2 separate regions of the Homo sapiens genome follow, and region 1 is linked to region 2. Evidence: read pairs that join two places in POLR2A ChIA-PET (ENCODE). Cell type or tissue: OCI-LY7. All regions are shown on one strand. Links, peaks and the distances in the headings refer to the core of each region. The heading gives the core; the rest is flanking DNA. Region 1 has its middle 6.5 kb from the start of KDM4C. Region 2 has its middle 5.3 kb from the start of GLDC.

The links. Peaks named below come from ENCODE experiments on the same cell type or tissue, not always from the same donor. Only the 100,000 strongest peaks of a DNase experiment are listed, where the experiment ranks them.
Region 1: POLR2A ChIA-PET joins it to region 2 with 5 read pairs; 13 of 35 experiments call an interaction of 5 or more read pairs at or near these places.

What each region holds. Positions count from the first base shown.
Region 1 is chr9:6,748,748-6,754,124 of GRCh38, forward strand. It overlaps a transcript of KDM4C not described here and the pseudogene SNRPEP2. Among named protein-coding and RNA genes, the nearest start is that of KDM4C, 6.5 kb to the right of the region's middle. RefSeq lists enhancers at 1,759-1,848, 1,859-1,918. In OCI-LY7, for the core only: no CTCF peak of the experiment used is centred there; a DNase peak (open chromatin) is centred at 2,314; H3K27ac peaks cover 644 bases.
Region 2 is chr9:6,648,363-6,653,739 of GRCh38, forward strand. No RefSeq gene overlaps it. Among named protein-coding and RNA genes, the nearest start is that of GLDC, 5.3 kb to the left of the region's middle. RefSeq lists an enhancer at 1-472. In OCI-LY7, for the core only: no CTCF peak of the experiment used is centred there; no DNase peak of the experiment used is centred there.

The sequences.
Region 1 (5,377 bases), core at 169-5,168, 100 kb after region 2:
CATGATCCGACCCAGTTGTTTTCTTGACTTTGTTTTCGAATGAATCTCTTCTGCATCATCTAATACAAGGTTCATATACTCATCAAAACCAATGATACAGCCTTCTATCTGCATATTCACTTGCTCATAGAGCCACACCTGAATCTGCGATCTATTTTGTAAGTATCTGAAGATGAGGTTGATGGGCTGCACCATAACCTTCTGCACTTTCTGGCCCTGGCCACTGTATGCCATGGTGGAATTTCACAAAGAGCACACTTGCAAGCTTATTATTATTATTTTTATTTTTGAAATGGAGTTTTGCTCTTGTTGCCCAGGCTGGAGTGCAATGGCGCGATCTCGCCTTCCTGCAACCTCTGCCTCCTAGGTTCAAGTAATTCTCCTGCCTCAGCATCCCAAGTAGCTGGGATTACAGGCATGCACCACCACGCCCGGCTAATTTTGTATTTTTAGTAGAAATGGGGTTTCGCCATATTTGCCAGGCTGGTTTCGAACCCCCGACCTCAGGTGATTCACTCACCTCAGCCTCCCAAAGTGCTGGGATTGCAGGCGTGAGCTACCAAGCCTGGCCAGGAATCCTTAAAAAGGTGTCAGGATATCAATAGAAGTTTCATGAGCTAATAACTAATTTGAAGAGAACAGCCAACAAAATAGGACTACATGTATCTTTCTCATGATGGGGCTGGATAAAATCAGGTAACACTAATAAAGTCATCTAAGTGTGGGCAATATGGTGAGACCCCATCTCTACAAAAAATAAATTAAAAAAAATTAACCAGACATGGTGGTGCATGCCTGTGGTCCCAGCTACTTGGGAGGCTGTGACGGGAGGATTGCTTGAGCCCAGTAATTCAAGGCTGCAATGAGCTATGATTGCACCACTGCATTTCAGCCTGGACAACAGAGTGAGAGCCTGTCTCAAAAAAATAAAAAAATAAAATTAAAAAAAGGTAACCTGGCTGGGCGCAGTGGCTCATGCCTGTAATCCCAGCACTTTGGGAGGCTGAGGTGGGAGGATCACCTTAGGTCAGGAGTTCGAGGCCAGCCTGACCAACATGGTGAAACCCTGTCTGTACTGAAAATACAAAATTAGCCGGGTGTGGTGGTGCATGCCTGTAATCGCAGCTACTTGGGAGGCCGAGGCACAAGAATCACTTGAACCAGGGGGGCGGAGGTTGCAGTGAGCCAAGATTGTGCCATTGTACTCCAGCCTGGGCAACAACAGTGAAACTCCTTCTCAAAAAAAAAAAAAAAAAAAAAAAAAAAGAGTAACCTAAAGCCAGAGGAAAATGTACTTGCTGTGGTGTAGGCCAAGAAGAAAATGTAAGGCAATTTGTAGACAAGTTTAAGTTCATATTAAAATAATGAACAAGAATTTAGAAAATTTCTTAGAGGTAAGACAGCTCTTCATGGCCAGGCACGGTGGCTCATATCTGTAATCCCAGCACTTTGGGAGGCTGAGGTGGGCGGATCACGAAGTCAGGAGTTCGAGACCAGCCTGACCAATATGGTGGAACCCCATCTTTACTAAAAATACAAAAATTATCTGGGCATGGTGGCACGCACCTGTAGCCCCAGCTACTCAGGGGGCTACGGCAGGAGAATCGCTTGAACCTGGGAGGTGGAAGTTGCTGTGAGCCGAGATCGTGTCATTGCACTTCAGCCTGGGTGACAGATTGAGACTCTGTCTCAAAAAAAAAAAAAAAGCTCTTCACGAGGCAAAAGCACTTGAAGCGAAAGTGAAGCATAGCTTCTGTCTTATAGGAAGTTGAAATAGCCAAAACACCAAGTTCAGGAACAACTGAAAGCACATCATAGGTTTCCAAAAGGAGAGGAAAGAATCTCTTGATTATAAAAACGATGATGCTAAAGTTATGAATAATTCTCTTAAGTTTGACACTGAGGAGAAAAGTAATAGAAAAGAAATTGTATTATCTGGATTAGTCAATGAAGAGCCAGGGGCTCAACAAGGTCAGAAAGTGAAAGACAGAGAAGGCAGTTCTAGCTGCTATTACTGCATAATAAATAACCTCAAAACGTAGTGGTTTAGAGCAGCAGTGGTTTATCATTTTTTACTATTCTCTGGGTTAGCTGACAGTTAACTGCTGGTTTTGCCTGGGCTTGCTCTTGTGGCTGCATTCAGTAGGAGGTGGTTGGGCTGGAAGGTCAAGATGGCCTCACTTACCCATCTGGCAGCTGGTGCTGGCAGTCCACTGGGTGGGTACCTTGGTTATTTTTTCATGAAACCTCTCATTCTCTGGTAAGCTAGAAGAACTTCCTTACATGACAGTCTCAGGACCGTATCATAAGAGAGTGAAAGCAGAAGCTGCAATGTATCTAATGTCTAGCTTTGGAAGTCATATCACATCACTTCTGTCACATTCTGTTGATCAAAGCAAGTCAAAAGATCAGCCTAGGCCGGGCATGGTGTCTCACGCCTGTAATCCCAGCACTTTGGGAGGCTGAGGCTGGCGGATTGCTTGAGCTCATGAGTTAGAGACCACCTTGTGCAACATGGCAAAACCCCGTCTCTACAAAAAATACAAAAATTAGCCAGGCATGGTGGTGCACACCTGTAGTACCATCTACTAGGGAGGCTGAGGTGGGAGGATGGCTTGAGCCTGGGAGGTGGAGGTTGCAGTGAGCCAAGATTGCACCACTGCGCTCCAGCCTGGGTAACACACCCAGATCCTGTCTTAAAATTAATAATAATAATAATAATCAGCCTAGATTCAGCAGGTGGGGATATAGCTGATCTCTTGATGGAAGGAAGGGCAAAGTCACATTGCAAAGGATCATGGGAAGATCTTGTGGCTACATTTTACAATTTATCACAACAGGGAATGGATATGACAAGGACCCAAACTATATTAACATTAGTTCAAGAAGAGAGAAGCCACTTACAACTTTAGCTGAATGATGAGATCTCAATTATGCATAATCAGAACACTTAAGGAAGATGGAACAGGATAGTTGTTCACAATAGTCAGCTCAAGGCCCCTAGAAAATGTATTATAAAGCTGCAGGCTGAAAATTGAGCTCATTGATCAGACAGAATACCTTCTGGAAGAATTTGAGTAGAAAAGAAAAATCAGAGCAATTAGGTAGGGAGAAAGGGAAATATTAAAATCAGTGAATTTGATAAATTTGAGGTAAACTACAGAATGTGAAAATATCTTACAAGGCAACATTTTGTTCTGCAGAAGAAAGCCCATGACAATTAGGTTCTTGTTTGTGATACCAAAGGAGCTACTGCTGGAGAGATTAAGCAAGTCACATTCCTGAGTTAAAAATTAAGGAGGATGGCCGGGCGCGGTGGCTCACGCCTGTAATCCCAGCACTTTGGGAGGCCGAGACGGGCGGATCACGAGGTCAGGAGATCGAGACCATCCTGGCTAACACGGTGAAACCCCGTCTCTACTAAAAATACAAAAAATTAGCCGGGCATGGTGGCGCGCGCCTGTAGTCCCAGCTACACGGGAGGCTGAGGCAGGAGAATGGCGTGAACCCGGGAGGCGGAGCTTGCAGTGAGTCGAGATCGCGCCACTGCACTCCAGCCTGGGCGACAGAGCGAAACTCCGTCTCAAAAAAAAAAAAAAAAAAAAAAAAAAAAATTAAGGAGGAACAGGTAAAACAAAAAATTGGTAACGTTCTCAAAACCAGGGATTTTTTTTTTTTTTCCGGTGGAGTTTCGCTCTTGTTGCCCAAGCTGGAATGCAATGGCATGATCTCGGCTTACTGCAATCTCCGCCTCCTGGGTTCAAGCGATTCTCCTGCCTCAGCCTCCTGAGTAGCTGGGTTTACAGGCATGCACCACCATGCCTGGCTAATTTTGTATTTTTAGTAGAGACGGAGTTTCACCATGTTGGTTAGGCTGATCTCAAACTCCTGACCTCAGGAGATCCGTCCACCTCGCCTTCCCTGGAATTACAGACGTAAGCCACCGCGCTCAGCCTAAAACCAGGGATTGTTAAAGCAACTTCCAAAAAGTTATATTGTGGTCTCTTTCCAACTAATATATGAATTTTATTTATATATGCCAAGTGCTCTATTTCCTATTATAATCAGAGACTTTATAAAAATAGCAATAAAATATCTGTGTTCCTCAATGAAGATATCTTTTAAGTTCATGCCTGAGGTGGAGGAGCATTTTATCCCTCAGTGATGAAAGATGTCCTGTGATATTCCAGGCACTCTATGATCATTAATGGAAGAAGTGTGCTTGGACTGAAACCCATGCCTCACCCTAGTTCCAGGGGACCACTGAGGAGTCAGAAATAGCAGCTGCTTTTGATCTAAGCTCTGATGTAACTACAATACTAATCAGTATCTCAAGAAGTTCCTCTCCTTCTACCCCAATGGATGGTTTGGTTGACTCTGGCACAAATCCTAATCCTTATCAGGAATGGCCATGATAAGCTCACCTAGAGCAGAACTTCTACCTCTTCTTAGTCAGTTTGGACTGTCTTTCCAATGATAAGGATTTCATGGATCTAAAACTTTTCTTCCACCCTTATTTCTGAAAGTCTTCCAACTCAGGCCTAAGAGTAAGCACACCAGGCATTTACCTGAAATAATGGACTTGTTCCATGATTATTAAATCTATAAACACTGACTTCTATCTTTTATCTATCATGTCTTGGTCTATTTTGTGGTGCTATAATAGGATACCACAGACTGGGTAATTTATTTTTATTATTATTTTTAATTGAGATGGGGTCTCGCTATGTTGCCTAGGCTGGTGTTGAACTCCTGGGTTCAAGTGATCCTCCTGCCTCAGCCTCCCAGAGTGCTGGGATTACAGGCATGAGTCATCTCACCTGGCAGACTGGGTAATTTATAATGAACAGAAGTTTATCGGCTCGCAGTTCTAGAAGCTAGAAAGTCCAGGACTGAGGGGCTGTATTAGGTGAGGGACTTTGTGCTGCATTATCCCATGGCAGAAGGACAAAGAACAAGAGAGAAGAGGATGAACCCATTCCTGCAGTTACGGCATTAATTCATTAATAAGGGCAGAGCCCTCATGGACTAATCATCTCTCATTATTCCTGTATAAGTAACATACATATTTGATAAAGGTAAAGGTAAATAAAAACACTAAGTATTACTATCATTGAATTCTTTTTTTTTTTTTTTTTTTTTTTTGAGATGGAGTCTTGCTCTGTCACCCAGGCTGGAGTGCAGTGGCACGACCTCGACTCACTGCAAGCTCCGCCTCCCGGGTTCATGCCATTCTCCTGCCTCAGCCTCTGGACTAGCTGGGACTACAGGCACCTGCCACTGTGCCTGGCTAATTTTTTGTATTTTTAGTAGAGACAGGGTTTCACCGTGCTAGCCAGGATGGTCTCGATCTCCTGACCTCAGGTGATCCGCCCGC
Region 2 (5,377 bases), core at 276-5,275:
TTGAGTGTTTTTTGTTTATTTGTCTGTGTGATGTTGTGAAATACATATCTGGTATTCATCCCATTTCCTGGCCTGCAACTCCTAAAGTCTTGGGAATCTCCAGACTCCTGCCTTTTTGTATGCTAATGTGACTAACAGCTTCAGAATAGGGCTGGTCACTGGAAAGACAAAGACATAATGGGAGTTGAGACTTTCAGCCCCACCCTCAACTTCTCAGTAGGGCAGAGGGTCAATGATCAATGCTTAATCAATCATGCCTTCCTAATAAAGCCTCTATAAAAACCCAAGAGCCGGACGTGGTGGCTCATGCCTGTAATCCCAGCACTTTGGGAGGCCAAGGCTGGCGGATCACTTGACGTCAGGAGATTGAGACCAGCCTGGCCAACAGGGTGAAATCCCATCTCTACTAAAAATACAAAAATTGGCCGGGCGCGGTGGCTCACGCCTGTAATCCCAACACTTTGGGAGGCCAAGGTGGGCGGATCACAAGGTCAGGAGATCGAGACCATCCTGGCTAACACCGTGAAACCCCATCTCTACTAAAAATACAAAAAATTAGCCGGGCGTGGTGGCGGGCACCTGTAGTCCCAGCTACTCAAGAGGCTGAGTCAGGAGAATCACTTGAATCCGGGAGGTGGAGGTTGCAGTGAGCCAAGATCATGCCACTGCACTCCAGCCTGGGCAACAGAGGAAGACTCGGTCTCAAAAAAAAAACAAAAATAACACACACACAAAAACCCAAGAGGAGAGGTTTCAGAGAGCTTCTGGATAGCTGAATACACACAAAGTGGCACATGGGGAGAGGCCATGGAAGGTCCTCACCCCTTCTCCCATACCTACCTCGCCCTGCGCATCTCTTCATCTGTGTTACTTGTAATATCCTTTATAAAAAATCAGTAGACATAAGTGTTTCCCTGAGTTCTGTGAGCTATTCTATCAAATTAATCAAACCCAAAGAAGGGATCATGGAAACCCCAGCTTCAAGCTGATCCGTCAGAAGTTCTGGAGGCCTAGAATTGCAACTGATGTCTTGGGGACTGAGCCCTCAACCCTTGGGATCTGGCGGTATCCCTAGATAGAGTGTCAGAATTGAAGTGGAGTGCACCCAGCTGGTGTCTGCCTCAGAACCGACTGCTTGCTTGTTGGTGGGGAGAAATCCCCATATATTTCGGGATCATGGAAGTCATCTTCTTCTTTCTGTTTTTCCATTGAGACAGAGCCTTGGTCTGTTGCCCAGGCTGGAGTGTAGTGGTGCGATCTCAGCTCACTGTGACCTCGACCTCACAGTTTCAAGCAATTCTCCTGCCTCAGCCTCCAGAGTAGCAGGGACTACAGGCATATGCCACCACACGCACTAATTTTTGTGTTTTTTTTTTTTAGTAGAGATGGAGTTTCCCCATGTTGGCCAGGCTGGTCTCAAACTCCTGACCTCAAGTGATCCGCCCACCCTGGCCTCCAAAAGTGTTGGGATTACAGGCATGAGCCACCACGCCCAGCCAGATCATGGAAATCTTCTGTGTTGATTGTTGTAGTGTGGTGTGAGACCAGAGGAAGCACAGTTATAGTGCTTTTTCAAAACAGTTAGTTTTCCTGAATAAACCCAAACAAAGGCTATAATGGAAGCCAAAAGCAGATTGAGGAGGGCTTAATGTTTGGGTGAAAAAGGCAAGAGATTCCTGAGAGACACATTCACTCCCTGCCATTGTATGAGCTTTCAGGGAGTTTTTTCCTTTGCCTCCCCCTTTTCTTTTTTTTTTGAGTTTTGCTCTTGTTGCCCAGGCTGGAGTGCAATGTCCCGATCTCCGCCTCCCAGGTTCAAGCGATTCTTCTGCCTCAGCCTCCCGAGTAGCTGGGATTACAGGCATGCGTCACCACGCCCAGCTAATTTTTTCATATTTTTAGTAGAGACGGGGTTTCTCCATGTTGGTCAGGCTGGTCTCAAACTCCTGACTTCAGGTGATCCGCCCGTCTCAGCCTCCCAAAGTGCTGGGATTACAGGCGTGAGCCACCGCACCTGGCCTGCCTCCACTTTTGTTCCTCCCCTGCCCGTTCTGCTCTAGCACAAATATTTTGTCCTGAGCCAGCTTCCACCTCTTATTCAGAAGTCTCATCAGAATACTTTTCTTTTTTTTTTGAGACAGAGTCTCACTCTGCTGCCCAGGCTGGAGTGCAATGGCGCAGTCTCAGCTCACTGTAACATCCGCCTCCCGGGTTCAAACAATTCTCTTGCCTCAGCCTCCCGAGTAGCTGGGATTATAGGCACCCGCCACCATGCCCAGCTACTGTTTGTATTTTTAGTAGAGATGGAGTTTCACCATGTTGGCCAGGCTGGTCTCGAACTCCTAACCTTGTGGTCGGCCTGCCTCGGCCTCCCAAAGTGCTGGGATTACAGGCATGAGCCACCACAACTGGCATTCATCAGAATATTCTTATGTAAAGTCTAAAAGAAAGAAGACTTAAAAATAAGAAGAAAAAAGCAAAGAGAAGAAAAGAAAAAGAGAAGAGGATGAAGAAAGTGGACAGTAATGTAACAAACTTGGTGACATTTCGGGAACCATAGCCCTTGAAATGAATAAAGGGGCCAGGCACGGTGGCTCACACCTGTAATCCTAGCACTTTGGGAGGCCAAGGTGGGTGGATCACCTGAGGTCAAGAGTTCGAGACCAACCTGGCCAACGTGGTGAAACCCCATCTCTACCAAAAAATAAAAAAATTATCCAGGCGCGGTGGCACACATCTGTAGTCTCAGCTACTTGGGAGGCTGAGGCAGAGAATCGCTGGAACCTGGGAGGTGGAGGTTGCAGTGAGCCGAGTTCACCACTGCACTCCAGCCTGAGTGACAGAGTGAGACTCTGTCTCAAAAATAAATAAATAAATAAATAAACTTATATATGTGCAGTTGACAATGGTCTTTTTACGCAGAGCTATACATATAGAAGTTGTTCATGGGGCTGAGCATGATGGCACATGCCTGTAGTCCTAGCCGGGACCCAGGAGTTCTAGACCAGCCTGGGGAGCCCAGCGAGACCCCATCTCAAAAAAGTTGGGGGGTGTTGATGTAGACCCTAGACTTGAACAGTTTACAGGTGTCAAATTGTCTGATTCCAGAATTGCTCTGAATTCTGGCTATGGATAATATGGCATAAATTCAGATGAACTTCTTAGGCACTATGATGAAATTGGACCATAAGTGAAATTTTGGAATTAATTGGAAACCCTTCGTATCCATGAGGTCTTGGGGGTACTGCTCCAGGAGTCCCAGCTATTTAAAAATTTAAAAATTAAAAAAAAAAAAAAAAAAAGGCTTGGCATGGTGGCTCAGGCCTATAATCTCAGCACCTCAGGAGGCTGAGGAAGGAGCATTGCTTGAGACCAGGAGTTTGAGACCAGCCTGGGCAGCATAGCCTGGCTGTCTCTACAAAAAATTTAAAAATTAGCCAGGGCTGGGCACGGTGGCTCATGCCTGTAATCACAGCACTTTGGGAGGCCAAGGTGGGTGGATCACCTGAGGTCAGGAGTTTGAGACCAGCCTGGCCAACATGGTGAAACCTCATCTCTACTAAAAATACAAAAATTAGCCAGGCATGGTGGCGAGCGCCTGTAATCCCAGCTACTCAGGAGGCTGAGGCAGGAGAATCGCTTGAACTTGGGAGGTGGAGGTTGCAGTGAGCCCAGATTGCGCCACTGCACTCCAGTCTGGGTGACAGAGTGGGAATCCATCTCAAAAAAAAAAAAGCCGGTATTGTGACACATACCTGTGGTCCTAGTTATAATCACACCACTGCATTCCATCTTGGGCAACAGAAGACTCCATCTCTTAAATGAGAAAGAAATCGCCAGGTGCAGTGGCTCACGCATGTAATCCCAACACTTAGGGAGGCCGAGGTGGGTGGACCTCTTGAGGTCAGGAGTTCAAGACCAGCCTGGGCAGCATGGTGAAACCCCATCTCTACTGAAAATACAAACATTAGCCGGGCATGGTGGCAGGCGCCTGTAATCCCAGCTACTCAGGAGGCTGAGGCAGGAGAATTACTTGAACCCAGGAGGTGGAGGTTGCAGTCAGCCAAGATTGAGACACTGCACTCCAGCCTGGGCAACAGAGCAAGACTCCGTTTCAAAAAAAGAAAAGAAAGGGCTGGGCACAGTGGCTCACGCCTGTAATCCCAGCTCTCAGAGAGGCAGAGGAGGGAGGATAGCTTGAGCCCAGGAGTTCCAGACCTGCCTGGGCAGTATAGCGAGACCCCATTCTCCGCAAAAAGGAAAAAACAAAACAAAAAAAAGACAAAGAAAGAAAGAAAGAAATCTTCGAACTTGGAATGGGAACATGTTTGTAGCTTGGAATGAATTTTATTATCTTGAAACCCCAAATCCCACTGAGTCTCCTTTGATAGGTAAACCCATTCCTCCTGCCCTCTTTCATAAACTGGCAATACCTTGCATGAAGATCCTGTAATGACTTCGCTAAAGGCACTAACCTTGCAATGGAATGTCAATGCTTCTTTGCTTTCAGATCCACAACCAGAATCAGATCTTAACCATACCCCAAGAAGATGAGTAGAACATTTGACATCAGAGGAGAAGCTTACACAAGGAAAGAATTGCAAAATGTTGCTAATATATATTATCACCAGAGGGTTTCTATGGGAGTGGATTCTAAACCAGACAAAAAGGAATATAAAATTGAAATTATTGATTTATTTGTAGTACGAGAGATTCTGGATTCAGTGTGTTAGCTCAATCAGCCAGGAGTGGCTTTTTAGTTTGCTGAGTTGATTGATGAAATCATACTTAACAGTGCCTTCATTAAATTAGGTTAAGATACTAGGACTTCTGTCCGGGCACAGTGGCTTGCACCTGTAATCCCAGCACTTTGGGAGGCTGGGGAGGGTAGATCACTTGAACCCAGGAGTTCTAGACCAGCCTGAGCAACATGGTGAGACTCCTGTCTCTACAAAAAATATAATAATTAGCTGGGTGTGGTTGCATGCCTCTGTGGTCCCAGCTATTCTGGGGGCTGAGGCAGGAGGATTGCTTGAGTCTGGGAGGTTGAGGCTGCAATGCGTCATGATTGTGCCACTGCACTCCAGCCTGGGTGACATGTCTCCAAAAAAAAAAAACCTGTCTCAAAAAAAAAGAAATCCTAGAACGTCCTTGGAATAATAGAGAAGGATCTAAGTCTTGGTGAGAAAGGAATGTTGAAGTAGATTTGTCATGAGTAACACACTCTTCCGCACTTTCAGTGTATCCCTCAGAAGAAACCAGAGGACAATCCCTTCACCAGAGTATTGGGAAGTCCATTGGTAAGAGCAGCACCAGTGTTTTTGAAAAGTCCTGTGGCTGCGGTCCTCTACAGATATAAGATGGTGGTACACAATGG